Linked DNA regions of Homo sapiens: region 2 is linked to region 1. Evidence: chromatin contacts called from ENCODE Hi-C data. All regions are on one chromosome and are shown on one strand. Each heading gives the region's core, a stretch centred on a gene start or an enhancer-like site at or near the end of the contact. The rest is flanking DNA. Distances are from core to core; before and after follow the strand shown. Region 1 has its middle 170 kb from the start of CASP4. Region 2 overlaps LOC107984380 (a long non-coding RNA gene).

Region 1 (2,664 bases), core at 83-2,582:
CACATTTATTGTCTATTCATAGATTTTAGGCCACTTTTTAGGACCCAGAATCTGTCATTATTCCTATTTATTAGCTATAGATATTGGCCCAGGCATGTATTTATCAAATATATATTTATCAAAGAAAATATATATTTATCAAAGTGTATTGAATAACTCAGGAAATTTCAGGAAGGCTAGGGAATCATGCCTGGAAAATTGGGCAGGAACAAAGTAGGACAGTCATCAGATAGGACCACAGTCAAACTCAGTAACATTAGTCCAATGAAGAGACTGCTACAGTTTCCACAGAACATAAGCAACCTGTTTAAATTGCCGCTAGCAATACTGAACACTGGACACTGTGCTATGCCGCCTCTGGGATTTGTCCCTGCAACTAATGCTGCACACTGGCAGAATGGGTTCTTTGCTCTTGTCTCCCAATTTCAAGCCCAGAGTTGGTGAATCAGTTTAAGAAAACCAGTATTTCATGTCATGCCCTGAGAAAACTGGTATCTGGCATTTTCAGCTTGCATGGTAGAAAGCAGTCTGTATCTCCACTGACGCTCCAAGTAAGAAATTGTCCATCCATAAAATGGGAACTGGATGCTTGTCATAGAGGACATGATAAGTGACCACCACCATATACCTATTTGTCTGCCAAGCATTTGTTATTTTTGGCTCTCTAGTATACAAAACCTTTTCACATAGTTCCACTTCAAAAATGAAAATGAAATAAAGCAACCCTGTCCTAATGTAATACACTATGCTTTATGAAACCAAAATGCATTCTCACCTTCTGCAAAGAAGAGCAACTCAAAATTTCATCAGTTACTACATTTAGCTAGAACACCAGGATCTCTAGAGAAATGTTTATTACTTCTTCTGACCTCAATACATCTTCATAGATACACACACACACACACACACACACACACACACACACACACTTCAGTTACTTGTTTCTTTTATTTTTGTGTAAAATATTTTCCCTGCTTAATTGAAATACCATTAACAAATAAAAATTCTATATATTGAAAGTATACAACATAATGTTTTGATAAACATATACACTGCAAAATGATTGCCAAAATCATGTCTTTATATTTTTTAACCATAGAATTATTACCAAGCATGTGCTATAGAAAACAGTAGAAGAAATGAAACTGAAAGAAAATGAAAGAGGAATGAAAATACAGAACTTCGTTTCTCCTCTATTTGGGGTTGTTTACCTACTAAAGAGGTTAAGTAACTAAAATCTTTTTTCAGACATAGAAATTGTGCTCCATGTGCCTAATACCCAAGTCTATGGATTACTTTCTATGCTTTAAATGAAGAAATTTTTGTCATCTCCATATCCTGTAGTCCAAGGTGCTGTTGAATCTAGTTTCAGTTAACTAACTAAATTAAACTCACAAAAGCCCCAGGCTGCTTAATGTGTCATACCAATCTATAATCTTTGAAAAACTTGATAAACTTTGGGATGGGGGAAGGTAGATGGAAGTAGGTTTTTCCTGCTGTTCACTGAAGTCTTGGGAGTGCATTGATAAAAGAGAGGTTAAAACTGTCCAAAGAGTGTACAAGGTCAAATCAAAATGCACGGTGGACATTATTCTCATTTGGCACTTAAAATAACAGAAGTGGGTTTTCTGAAGAAAAAAAAAACATGAATAAACTAAAAATGATTATCAGCTTGCATTATTTATGCTTAAGATCAATTACAAAAGCTACCTACATTTACAATTGCTTTTTGAAAAGTGGATATTTTCAAGTGCTCATGTTATGATCAATTTCAGCAGTACGTATTGCTCTGAATAATGTAGTTTCTTTTAAAGACATGACATACAGCTATGGCTTTCTTTTTCTTTCTTAGGCCAATGATAAGCATCAAGTAGAATGTCTTTCTTCATAGTAAGCAATTCACTATGTGTTGACAACATTTCATCAGCATATTTCTAGACATCTCACTAAATTCAAGCTTCTTACCAAGATTTATGATGTTCTTACTTTTTGTCAATCATTTCCCCAGTGGCGTGAAGTCAGAAACAGCAGAATTTTGCAATTCATAGACTACTGCAGCCTCATTATCAGCAGAAACTCCTTGACCCATAATCTTCAAATCATGCAGCATTGCATGATTCTTAAATACCTTAATCTACCCTAACTCAGTCTACTTCTCAGCTCCTTCGCTAAGTCACCATACTCCTTTATCGTGGCCTTATTCAGGTCTTTAAATATGTTTGGCACTTTCTGCTGTACCAATATGATGTTCAGGGTCAGCCAACACTGATTGTGGTTCACATGCACTGGGCATGTTAATTCTCTGATTTTTTTTTCAAAATTAATATGCCATATATAGGTAACATATTGAAATTTTCCAGAACCAGTGAGGCAGGACAATAGGGTCTGGAGTCAGGGAACCTAACACTGAGCTGACCTCCTAGAACTGAATCAGAAGGAAAACCCCACCTCTCCACATCCAAGTAACAAAAGGATCAGACGCTACTCCCTTGCCCAAATAAAAAATGGAAAGTATCTCTGATTGGTCCCCTCCCCCAACCAGTCTTCATGTATAATTTTGTAACTTTACTTCAGCCTCTGATTGGCCCCCTCCCACAACCAATCAGACTGGTCATGGCCCACTGCTTCATTTATATAGGGTGTAACCAATTAACCAATGGGAAA
Region 2 (2,664 bases), core at 92-2,591, 78 kb before region 1:
GGATAAATTTATATTCCTTAATGAGACTAAACTATGTGTGCTTTAGAGAAAATGTAATATACTTAGAACTGGTGTGTCTGCCCTTAAGTAATTTAGGAAGAAATTCATCTTTTATGTTTACTGTTGGAGAGAATAGGGAATATTCCCCAACCCAAAGGAATAGATTCCCCAGGTTTCATCAGTGTGAGCATAGTCTGGGCAGAAGAAGAAAGTCTAAGGCACCAGACTTTGAATAATTCAAGAAGGAAAAGAGAAATGACTTTTATGATAGTTTAAGTTTCTAAAGAAAGGCAAGTAGAAGTGTTTTTGTTATTGAAAGTGGACCTCTGGAAGAAGACATGGATTTTGAAGACAAACTGAAAATTAAAATTAATTGAAACATACTAGATTCTTAAACTAGTGCATATATGAGCACGCACATACACTCCCACCCCACCCCCCCCACACACACACACTGAGGCATGAGAATAGGAAGTCACACTTTTTTCCTTCCTCTCTGTCTTATTTTCGTTTTACTTTCATAGCCCTTGATTCTCAGAACTGCTTAATCTTTTTCTGAAGTTCAGTGTATTTTTGGTCTGAAACGGCAATTCTCAGCAAAATGACACTCCTATTTTCTGATTATTTCAGAACTAGAAAAGCAAAGTGTTGGCCTTCTGAGATTTAAGAAAAAATCATATTGTTTATTTCTAGTCTCATGCACTCAACCAATCACTCACCTCCACATTTCTGACACTAGATGTATGGGAGTCTTGCCCCACACACCAAATAATTCTCCGGCAGACACTAGCTGGGTTTCCTATAATTCAATTTAATTCTGACACTATCTAGATAGATAATGGGATCTGGATAGTGTCTGATATGGTTTGGCTGTGTTCCCATGCAAATCTCATCTTGAATTGTAGTTCCCATAATTTCCATATGTCCTGCGAGAAACCTGATGGGAGGTAATTGAATCATGGGGGCTATTTTACCCATGCTATTCTTGTGATAGTAAGTTCTCATGAGATCTGATGGTTTATAAGGGGCTTCTCCCTTCACTTGGTTCTCATTCTCTCTCCTGCTGCCATGTGAAAAAACACATGTTTGCTTCCCTGTCTGCCAGGATTGTAAGTTGTCTGAGGTCTCCCCAGAGATGCTAAACTGTGAGTCAATTAAACCTCTTTCCTTTATAAATTACCCAGTCTTGGGTATGTCTTTATTAGCAACATGAGAATGGACTAATATGGTGTCAGATCCCACAAGTTAAAGGCTTATTACCATAAAAATTTCCCCCACTTCAAAGGCCAATTGCAAGTAGTAGGTTATCAACAATACTTCCTCTTAACCAGCTATAAATCATGTTTTGCATTAGTGGCTCACAGAAGTCAGAGAAACAGTTTACTTAGAATTACTGGCTTATTAATCATGGATATAACCAAGGATACAGATGAACAGCCAGAGGAAGAGGTACATAGGGTGAGGTCTGGAAGGATAGCTTCTGTCCCTATGGAGTTGAGGTGCACCATCCTCCCAGCACTCAGATGTGTTCACCAACTCAGAAGCTCCTGAACCCCATAGTTCAAAGATTTTTAGGGAGGCTTCATCATGTAGCCATGACTGATTATAAACTCCATTTGCAGCCCTTCTCTTCTCTTTGAGGAATGGGGGGTGGGGATGAGAGCTCCAAGCATATAACCACGGTTTAGTCTTTCTGGTGACCAGCCCCATCCTAAAACCCACCAAGTCACCTCATTACAACCAAAGATACTTCTATTACCCAGGAAATTCAAAAGGATTTAGGACCTCTGTGCCAAGACCCTACATCAAAGACCAAATATTAGAACAAACAATTAACCTACCACCTTTATCTACAATGTTACTAGGAGCTTTGTCTCAGGAATCAGGGCAGAGACTAAACATTAGAACAAAAGATTCTTTTAGCACCTCTATTGCTCAGAAAATTGCAATAGTTTTAGGAGTTCTGTGCTAGGGACTGGGGTTAGAGACCAATATGTGTATTTCTTATTACTTCACTGATCTTCCCTGTCTGAAGAAAAGTACAGAAAAGAAGATGTTCCCTGAGCATGAGAAAACAGGAGACCAATTTTCCTAATTTTTATTCATTGGGCAGCAAGTGATATCTTCACAGGATAACAAGTGACAGAAAGGAGAGAGTCTGCTAAAGTAATATTAGATATCCCCATCTCTTTTGCATCCTCGCCAACCCTACTCCTGCCTCTGATTCATTCTCGAAACAATAGCCTGAGTGGTCTTACAAAATCTTAAAACAAAAAATCCTTAACAAACCTTTCCGACGCTGCTAACTTCGTTTTATATAATTTGTTTTCTCTGAACCACATGCAGACAAGCAGTTTCTCACCTAAGGGCCTCAGGGCCTCCAGGCATTCACATGTTGTTTTTTTCTGCTTGTAATACAGTAATTTTCCTTTCATTGTCCATTGGGCTAACTCATATGCCTTCTTCAGCCATCATCTTAAGAGGCACTTCCTCAGAGAGGACTTCTCTGATCCTCAGTCTAAACTGGATATCCTGTTATTTACTGGCATAAAAATGAGATTTTAAAAAATCCTTCAATGTACTTGTCACAAATTGTAATTATATATTTACCAATTTTTTTGTTTAATGTCTATCCTTTCCTAAAACTATAAGCATTTATTAGGG

Evidence for each region. Hi-C counts contacts between places; a loop is a spot of excess contacts on that map. Pooled maps may share reads with other maps.
Region 2: a loop to region 1 is called in a map of naive thymus-derived CD4-positive, alpha-beta T cell, with 5 times the contacts of the local background. The contact joins two enhancer-like sites. A Hi-C loop is called at or near these places in 3 of 168 maps with a recorded cell type or tissue (endothelial cell of hepatic sinusoid and naive thymus-derived CD4-positive, alpha-beta T cell), 9 of 37 single-sample maps with no recorded cell type and 9 of 50 pooled maps.

Annotation. Positions count from the first base shown.
Region 1 is chr11:104,797,504-104,800,167 of GRCh38, reverse strand. No RefSeq gene overlaps it. Among named protein-coding and RNA genes, the nearest start is that of CASP4, 170 kb to the left of the region's middle. Within about 2 kb of position 1,332, at least 2 of the 41 ENCODE cell types and tissues checked have a DNase peak (open chromatin) inside an H3K27ac peak, as active enhancers do.
Region 2 is chr11:104,875,153-104,877,816 of GRCh38, reverse strand. LOC107984380 (a long non-coding RNA gene) reads right to left here. Exons shown (of 3, transcript XR_007062985.1): 3 at 2,249-2,542. Among named protein-coding and RNA genes, the nearest start is that of CASP4, 92 kb to the left of the region's middle. RefSeq lists a silencer at 492-581. Within about 2 kb of position 1,341, at least 3 of the 41 ENCODE cell types and tissues checked have a DNase peak (open chromatin) inside an H3K27ac peak, as active enhancers do.